Regions from separate parts of the Mus musculus genome. Here region 2 is linked to region 1. Evidence: chromatin contacts called from ENCODE Hi-C or POLR2A ChIA-PET data. All regions are on one chromosome and are shown on one strand. Each heading gives the region's core, a stretch centred on a gene start or an enhancer-like site at or near the end of the contact. The rest is flanking DNA. Distances are from core to core; before and after follow the strand shown. Region 1 holds the start of Tead1 (TEA domain family member 1). Region 2 overlaps Tead1 (TEA domain family member 1).

Region 1 (4,445 bases), core at 758-3,257:
ATACTGAGATTAGAAAAATACGCCTTTCCTCCTTAAAATCATCAATTTAAAACCTTGCTGTTGACAAAGGTTCAGCTAAACGCATTTGTCTTTCCGGAGTCGTGCTGTAACTGGGTCTACTGTTTCCTTCTAAAGAGGAAAGATTCTTACCAAAGTTGGATCTAAGTCTGGCCCTTATAAGCATTCAGATGCGCTTGGGCCCAAAGATCCTGCTATTCACAGAAAAGCGCAGACTCCGCTGAAAGGCGGAAGCCCCTGGCACAGTCTGTACAGCCTGAGGACTATTCCCAGCCTCAGTCTCAAGGCAGATTAGCCCCCACCCAAGAGCTCAGGCTTGCACAGACAAGCTACCCCTTGGCTCCGGGTAGATCGAGTCTCCCTAACGGGAAGGATCTGTCCACCCGGGGAACCACCTGCAGGCACTCGGCACACTCTAAGCCACCAGACCACCTAAACTAACAACGAATCCAGGCCACAGGGCGTAAAGGAGACTGCGATTCTGTTACTTGGCATTATCTGTAGGAATTGAAATATTTTCCATTCACTATTTTGAAATATGATCGTATTTACAGACCTTTTTGTTCCAAGGACCTCGGCTCCTTTCAAATGGCGCTATTTTAAAACCCCGGCCTTTCTACACTACCGATTCCTGGAATATCTGTCTGTAAGTTTCCAGCGCTGAGATCAATTTGCATTTCTGTAAATCACAGACAGCTTCTAAGAACTTAACAAGCCTCCTGAGAAACGCTGGTGGCTGGTATTTCATTGTTTCATAAATATTTTTATACGGGTGACACCATTCAACTTAAAATAAATCTTTAAAAAGGAAGACGATTAAGACCGAGGAAAATTAGTCTGGCTTTTATTTTCACGGGAAGAAGATAAGTGAAGTGTGAGCCCCACTTCTTAAAATGTAGCTTTGATTATTTTAAAAAATGCATTAAAAAAGAAAAAGGAAACTCCTAGAAGTTGAACTTTCTTTCAAACGGGCCTCTAGACTTTGAAAACAAGTGGTGCTTTCGCGAACAAAGGCTAAAAGTGTCCCCAGATTTTTTTTGGGGTCCTCCTGGGGATCGTATCTCCTCCAATAAACAAACAAATCCCCCAGTATTTCCTACCGAGGGGAAGTTTTCCAGGGAGAGTCTACTCCCGGGTTTGGTGGTAAGTGCGACTCAGTCTTTTTTGGACACAATGTTTCTGCTGACTCCTGAAAATTTTCCACTTGAATGTGCACTGGAGCGGCGGCGGCGGCGGCGGCAGCTCTGGAGAGGCGGCAAGAGCGAGAGAGCCCTCTTTCATCTCCCGGGAGGAGGAGCCCGGATCGGCGCGGACCCCGAAGGGGCCGGGCGCCGGGGGAGTCACCGGGCTGCAGGCTCTAAGCTGCGCGCCGAACGCTCTCCCACCCGCGATCGCGCCAAACTCGGCGCTTCCCAGGCAAGGAGCGAGGTGCGCGGGAGAGGGACGCTGGAGAGAGGGGCGCGCAGAAAGGCGAGCGGGGCCGCCTGTTGCCGCGCAGGGTTGCGGCCCAACTTGCAGGGCGGCGGGGCCGCTCCCCTCTTGGAGCCGCACACAAAGCGCCGATCGCGGTGACGCCTAGACAGCCCGCGCCCCCGAGTCCGCCCCGCGCGCAACTTACCACGGCAGCCCGAGCGGGCGCGGCAAACTTCGGGGCGCTGGGCCGCCGCCCCCGCGTTACTCCAGCCGGTACTCCCTGCGGTACTCCCGCGCCGGGCAGCCCCAACCCGGCCTCGCCGGCTCCCGGGACGGGCAGGGCGCGCCGGGGCAGCTGCCCGCGCTCCGGCGACGCTGCGCGCTGGGGGGTCAGCGCATGGCCTGCGCCCCGCCGCGGCCGCCCCGGGCCCGGGCCCCGGCGCGCGGACTCCCCGCGAGCTGGAAGCGAGTGTGCGAAGTGCTGGGGGGCGCCCGCGGCGGGCGGCGGGGCCGCGGAGGCTCGGCTCGGCTCGGGCGGCGCGGCGCGGCGCGAGCGATGCGAAGAATGTGCGGAATGAGGACAGGAATGAAATGAACGCCAGGACCGAACTCGCTCCGGAGGGGTGGGGCCTCGGTGACGTCATGCCGCCGGGTCCTGGATGGGGCGGGGCCTGCCGCCGCGGTGACGTCATGGTGTGGGGCGGGACGCGTGGGGCGGGACTTGGCGCCCACGGGGGAGCGAGCCGCGCGCGATGGCGGGGGCTCAGGGCTTTGTGCGGTCCGAGGCGGGGCGGCCGGATACTAGGAATGCCGGGTGTGCGCCCTCCGCCTGCTGTGCCTCAGTTTACCCCCTCCTGGTTTGCACAGGCAACGACGCTCCCAGGCTGGAAGGGAGGTTGCTCTTCAGGAAACTGAGGCCGGAGTGGGCGGCTTCCCCAGCCCGCCACTCCTCCTCTAGCCGTTTCGCTTTACCCAAGTTCGGGGTGCTCGCGCAAATTCTGGGCTTTGCGAACTCCGGGTTGGAGCGTCACGGAGTCCTCGCCCGCCTCCTGCCCTGTCTTTCTAGAAGTGAAGCTCACTCGTGCTGCGAGTTGAGTCTACAGAAATCCTGCACCCGGTTAAATAAAATAAATAAAGTCTTGCCTGGCTGCAAAAAGCAGCTTTGTGCCGTCCCTTTATGGAGAAAGTGAGAATCAATCATAAAAGGTTTGAACTCTTTTTGGAGTGGACGGCGCCTCAGTACTTGAGAAACTCCGGTAAAGTTAACGGAGGCTGGGACAGACATGCTGGCAGTTTGGGCCGGTAGCAGTCCGTAGTTTCCCAGAAAGGAGCCGGCCCTTCCCGCACCGGGACTTCCTTCTTTCAGCTCTGGCTTCAGAACAAACTAATGGCGCCTGTTTTGTGCCCGAGGATTCCTGGAGTGTGCATAACTCAGGAAAGCCAATGGGACTCACTGAGCGCGTTTGATCGGAAACAACGATTACCAGTGCGTTTTAAAGGCAGAAATATCTTTCTCTAATGCATTTTTAAAATTATACGTCAAGAGAATTGAAGACTCCCATGCCGTTGTAAAAAGTAATACAGAGACATTCTTTGTTCGCTTCACTCAGCTCTTCCCCACGCCTGTCAACCAAAATTATATCCCAGCCAGGGTATTAATTTTCGAGCAGATTTTCCAGATCAACTTGTACACATCACTGTGTATTTTTTTAATTCTATACATTCTATAATTTCTCACCTGTGTAGATGTCCACCGCAATCAGGTACAAATGTGTATTATTTCCAGTTACTATGCAGTAATGTGACAGGTTGACAGTAAGAACTTCACACACCCGAGCAGAGTATTAGAAAATACACGACGATTTTTCCCTTTAAAACTCTGGCAGGTGTATGTCTCTTTTCCAGATAGCCTTCCATTAACACCAGCGAATAAGACAGAGGGCAGAAAACGCCAGAAGCAGTTAAAAGCACTTGCTGCTCTGCAGAGGACCAGGCTCCTGTCAGGTTCCCCACATGGTCGCTTTCAACAGTCTGTAACTCCAGTTCCAGGAGCACCAGGCACAAACATGGTGTACACGTGCAGGTAAAACATTTGTAAACATAAATAAATAAGAGATTTTTATGTCTGGTAGCAGGGCGAGCCTACCAGTGGGTACATTTCTAAACCAGTATTTATCTTGCCCATGACAGGCCAGTTACCCTTCAGACTCCAGTTGCTCCTGACAATTTGGTGTTCTCTCATTTCTACTAAGCTAAGAATCCTTGGCCAAACTTCCAAAGCTAATCATGATATGCTATAACTCCTCGGCCTGTACGTTCTACAGCTTATTTCCATCAAAACACATATTCTTTGATATGTATGCTAAAAACCTTTTCTCCAAGGAAGCCTGTTCAGCTGGAGCCGGACACAGTAGCAATATAATCCCAGCATTCAGGAGGCTGAGGCAGGAGGATTGGTGAGAGTTTGAGGAAATCCTGAACTAAAGAATTGGATCCTCTCTGGAAGAGGAGAAGGGAGACAAAAAAAGAAAAGGGGGGGGGACTGGGGGGTGGGGACCTGATTAACTAGATGTCTCCTGCCCAGGACCCTGAAGCCACGTGGTCCAGGTATGCCATGTGTATTTGTTCTGTTAGTTCACAACCTATGTGTGCTTCTGGTGAGACTCGCCTGTATGAGACAGTGGTTAGGTCTCATTCAGCTAAGGTTATTCTGTCTAGGATCTGCTCAGAAATAGGAAATGCAGCATCATCTCTCTACCCATCTAGCTCATACCTTGTGTTCTCCTCATCTCCCTATTGGTCAAAACATTGGTCAGGACCTGTGAGTTTCCAGCTATCAGCAATTGAACCCATCTGAGGATGGAAACAGCAGCTGCCACCTGCTAAAATGATAGCAGTTTTCATGAGTCGAATTCATTCTTAGCCTCTAGCATTTTGCATTTACCGTCTCAATTAATCCCCACTGCACCTGTACATAGTAATTCTTATCCCAGTTTATACAGATGAGAAACAAG
Region 2 (4,445 bases), core at 1,406-3,905, 41 kb before region 1:
TGCTGCCAGAGGTCCACCTGACTTTCAACCCTTTAGACATCCTGCCACCTCCATAGGCTGTTGAAGACCAGCCCCTTACCCCACCTCCCACCTCCACAGTACATGATAACCCCAAATACCTTTGCTTCCCAGAGGATTGGACTGGGGTAGTTGTCCAAATTAAGCGGGTATAAGTACCAGCCAGGTAGAAGAGGGGATTAAATATCTGTAAGTGCTGGCACACAAAATCCAACCACAGGGAGCTAACCTCAACCCAGGGCTCCTAAGGCCCTTGGCTCATGCTCCTCAGCCCTCTGACCTCCACTGTTCATCTCAGAGTGACAACTGCCCCCATTTCCTCAGCCCTCTGACCTCCAATGTTCATCTCAGACAACGGCCCCAATCTCCTCAGATTTTTTTTTCAAGGAAAAAAAAAAAATCAATGAGCTGACCAGATGGTCAGTAAACCAGATTCTTGTGATGGTGTTTGCTCGGGTCTCCCACCATCACCAGGCAGCTTGAGCCCCTGCTGTGGAATGCTGTCCTCCACTATCCCAGGCAGCTCAGCAGGTCTGCTTTGCCGTCCAGGGTGGCTTGGTTCAGCAGTTTCTTGCCATGCCTACTTACAACTGACATTAGCTGAATTTGAGAATTGTAAGGTAGAAAATTTTTACATCTAAAAACCTAATGTTTAATTTTTTGCAAAAGCCTTCAAGTCTCCTGGTCAGTGCCACTCCTTTATGGTGCCTCTTTCTCAATGTCCCTCTACCCTACTAGGAGCACTCGAATGTCCCAACTTCTTCATTACTGTTCCTGTCACTGGCCATGGCAGTGCCTGCTCAACTGTGTTCTCCTCCACTGACTGCAAGTTCCTTGGAGACAGGCCTGCATGTTCTGCTCACAGCCTAAGCCTGTCTCCCAGCCCGGTGGGAGCTCAGCTGATTATTGTGGGCATGCATGGGTTAGATAAGTGAATAGTATCCTCAGAGTCGCTCCATCTGTAAGATCCCCATAGCTCCTTCTGGCTCAGTTAGGATAACATGTTCATGTCTGTGTTGCTGGCACAGGAGACAGGTGCAACTGGACGCTGACACTTGGCCCTCTGCAACTGATTCAGTACTTAAGTATACTTTACAATGCATTTCTCAGACCCATAGCAGACTTTCAGCTTTCCCCCATACCCATTGGTTCTAAGGGGTCACGGTCTGTAGTCCAGCCCAGGCTGATCTCGAACACAGGACAATCCACCTGCCTAAACCACATGAACTGCAGGTACGCTTAAAAGGTAACTTTTAAGTATCTTGTGGTTTCCAGCTAGCCTACAGAACTATAGAAATATACCATAAATATATATAGATATATAGATAATCTCATCTAATTCTTAAACTGCAATGGTCAGCCATTTATGAATGTTTTATTTCATCCTTAGAATATCAGTGTCATGGAAAGATCTTAAGGTCAAGTTTTGGACATTTGGCTTTCAAGGTCAGTACCTTCCCTTGTGATTACAGACACATTATTTTAATCTCTACCCATCTCCATTTCCTCATCTCTAGAATGAGGAATAAAACAAATCCAACTCACAAAACGTTTCAATGTCAGAATATCCCAACTGGAAAGTCAAGAGAATAGTCATTTTAGTCCACATGCCTCCAACTTAGAAAATGCAGTTTTCCTGAATTAAGTAGCAGTTATTAGATAAACTGCTATAGTAACTGTTATGTCAGAGTAGGTGACAGAATGTCACTCATGATAAACAAGGCCACCACCAAAGCCCAGACCCAGAGACACAAAGGCCAGAGGAACCCCAGATACACTTGCAGGCTGAGAGCAAATGGGCTGCAAACGTTGGGGCCTCCTAGGCAGGCCTCACCACGTGATTCACGATAGGACCCCAAGAGAGGTGGTTGTGAGCATGGTGTCTGCGGCAACAGAAATGAGCCAACCTGGAGAGTGAGCAGGGAGGGGAGGCTAGGAGTTCCCCTTCCAAAAAGGGCAAGAGGAGCCCTGCCCCAGTCCAGCCAGTCGGGCCAGGCAGCCCACAGGGAGCTTCCCGCCTTTTTCTTCTTCTTTCTTCTGCATGAACTTTCCCAAACCAGCTCTGCCTGTTTCACGCAGGAACCCGGCTTGCGAGTGCACATTTTATTATTTCAGAAGAAAGCATCTGCAGCCGGCTAGTGAGTCATCTGTAAGCCTTGTCAATCTGCCAGCAGCCTGCTCCTCTTCATTACAAACGTAAAGATAAAAGCCCTCACTGCATTAGCCGCCATCCGCCTCCACAGACAGCACAAATAAATTAATTGTGCCTCATCGCAAACAGCGGAGAGGTGTGCAGGAGGGGGGATGGGCTCCGTGTTTCATTAACAAATTAAATAGCAACAGAGCCACCGCACACCCGGCTACACTGCCAACTTTAGATTCTCCCACCAGGCAAGCACCCGGCCAGCATCACCCAGGTAGAGCGGCCACCATTAAGTGAGGGAGGAGTGAGGGAGGGTTGGAGGAGAGGGCGGCACTGTGAGGCCAGACCTAACCTTGGCATCCCCAGTGCAAGCCTGGAGCCCAGTCACCGAGTGCCCGTCAGACGCTGAGTGCTGCTGTGGCAAGCCCCCCCCCCCTTGCAGGGGGTGTTTCCACAGTTCTCCCCAGGCAAATAAGCAAACCAGTTCTGGGGCCCTGGTATGCATGGCCCAGTGAGAGAGCCTGTCATCAAGGCGACGCTGTCATACTGAGGATAGCAAACATTCCAGAAAGAACAGGGTGAGTCAAGACCAACTTGAAAAACACGTCAGACTCCCCCATACTACCAGCTAGGATTACACCCTCAAACACACCTCTCTGAGATTTCCTGCTTTAGTCACAGGCTATTTGTTACAATGCCGCGATTCTCTTCTCAGTCTATAGTACATCATTTAGGAAAGCTGCGTTGTGAGAGAGTTGAAGGCGTGTGACTAAAAACCATTCCTTTTATGTTTTTATCTCCAAAGACACAAACATAGTGCATGGGGGTGGGGACAGGAAATGGGAGCGGGGCGGGGGGGTGGGGGGAGAACAAAGAGAAGTCTAAAAAGAAGAGGAAAAGACCCCCAACTCTCCGAATGTCACCCTATTAACTCGTGACCTGTAAGGAAGTTAAGATCACAAACAGCTAATCCAACCATAAAATATGTCCAAAGTATTTATTATACAGATGGACATTTGGGCTCAGTTGTTAATTTAGTTGGTTTGTATTTTATCTGTAAAATCCCGGAATCTAAAAAATTCTACATAGGGGGAAAAAAAATTGACCTGAGCTAGCTAGCTAGGAGCTGCCCATAAAAAGCAAAGGAAATAAAAGCTTAAGAAGAAGAATAAGTCAAGCCATATGCAACCTTTCCACGATCCAAGAAAGAACTGAACACGTGCACCCCTGACCCAAGCCTTTGTAAAACACTCAGCATCTGCAGTGGGCCACAATGTTGCAGCACAGTGGAGCTCCAGACACTCCTCTGGAAAACAACTTAGGAGTCAGTAGCCATTGAGAACTAAAAAAATTCTTTTGTCTTTTAACTCATCAAATCCTGCTTCTGGAAACTGACCCTAAGAAAATAATCTACAATCACAGTAAGTCTGCATCTCAAAGTATCATTTATTAACATCATAAAATCGGGGGGGGGGGGAGGGGGAGGAGAGACATCTAAATACCCAACAACAAAGAACTGGGAAAGTAAACTCAGTCAGTCTGTAGGATGCAGGGTGAGACCATCAAAAGTCATCCTGAGAAAGACAGCCATGAGAAAAGCATTTGCTTACGGTCTCTGTGGTGGCAAGCCTACAGATACATGACAAAGCACTTCAGTGTGGGGGTCTACTGGTTATTTTAAAAGAGCTCTCTTTTTTTTCTGCTCTTTTGTTTTGCTTCCTTTATTGTTATTAGAGATTTTTTTTGTTGTCATGATAGTTATTATTTTGGTTTTTTTGTTTGTTTGTTTTGTGAAATAAGGAAAAAAATGTAGGGTATAGAGACAACTGCTTTGCTCACATTTAAAGGAGAATCAACACCAATGGCGCACGGGAAGGGGGTAGTCGACAGACCACACTTAATCCTGGAGCCTGTGTCCTAGCTTTGCCCCCAGTGACATGTGTGACTCCCAGCAAGAAGCTTGAAGAAGAAAAGGTGACTGAGAAGAGGGTTAGAACTGTCTTTAGGCCGGGTGTGGTGGCGCACGCCTTTAACCCCAACGCTCGGGAGGCAGAGGCAGGCGAATTTCTGAGTTCGAGGCCAACCTGGTCTACAAAGTGAGTTCCAGGACAGCCAGGGCTATACAGAGAAACCCTGTCTCTCAAAAAAAAAAAAAAAAAGAACTGCCTTTAGGCAGGCTGTCTGCAAGAGGCTATGAGGTGACAGCAATATCCAGAGATGGTCCACACTGACCACTGCAGTGTCTCATTCCAAGGCCACTCTCCTCTTTGGAAAACAGTTTCTC

The links. A loop is a pair of places that touch in the nucleus more often than their neighbours do. ChIA-PET counts read pairs that join two places held with the same protein, here RNA polymerase II (POLR2A).
Region 2: a map of heart shows a loop between it and region 1 (2.0-fold over the local background). The contact joins the enhancer-like site here to the promoter of Tead1 in region 1. A Hi-C loop is called at or near these places in 4 of 37 maps with a recorded cell type or tissue (gastrocnemius and heart). POLR2A ChIA-PET finds 5 or more read pairs at or near these places in 5 of 5 experiments (Patski and embryonic stem cell).

What each region holds. Positions count from the first base shown.
Region 1 is chr7:112,676,918-112,681,362 of GRCm38, reverse strand. It overlaps Tead1 (TEA domain family member 1), which reads right to left and starts at 2,007. Exons shown (of 13, transcript NM_009346.4): 1 at 1,637-2,007.
Region 2 is chr7:112,718,546-112,722,990 of GRCm38, reverse strand. All of the region lies in intron 1 of Tead1 (TEA domain family member 1), which reads right to left. Among named protein-coding and RNA genes, the nearest start is that of Tead1, 41 kb to the right of the region's middle. Within about 2 kb of position 2,655, at least 1 of the 3 ENCODE cell types and tissues checked has a DNase peak (open chromatin) inside an H3K27ac peak, as active enhancers do; it is heart, where a contact is called at or near this core.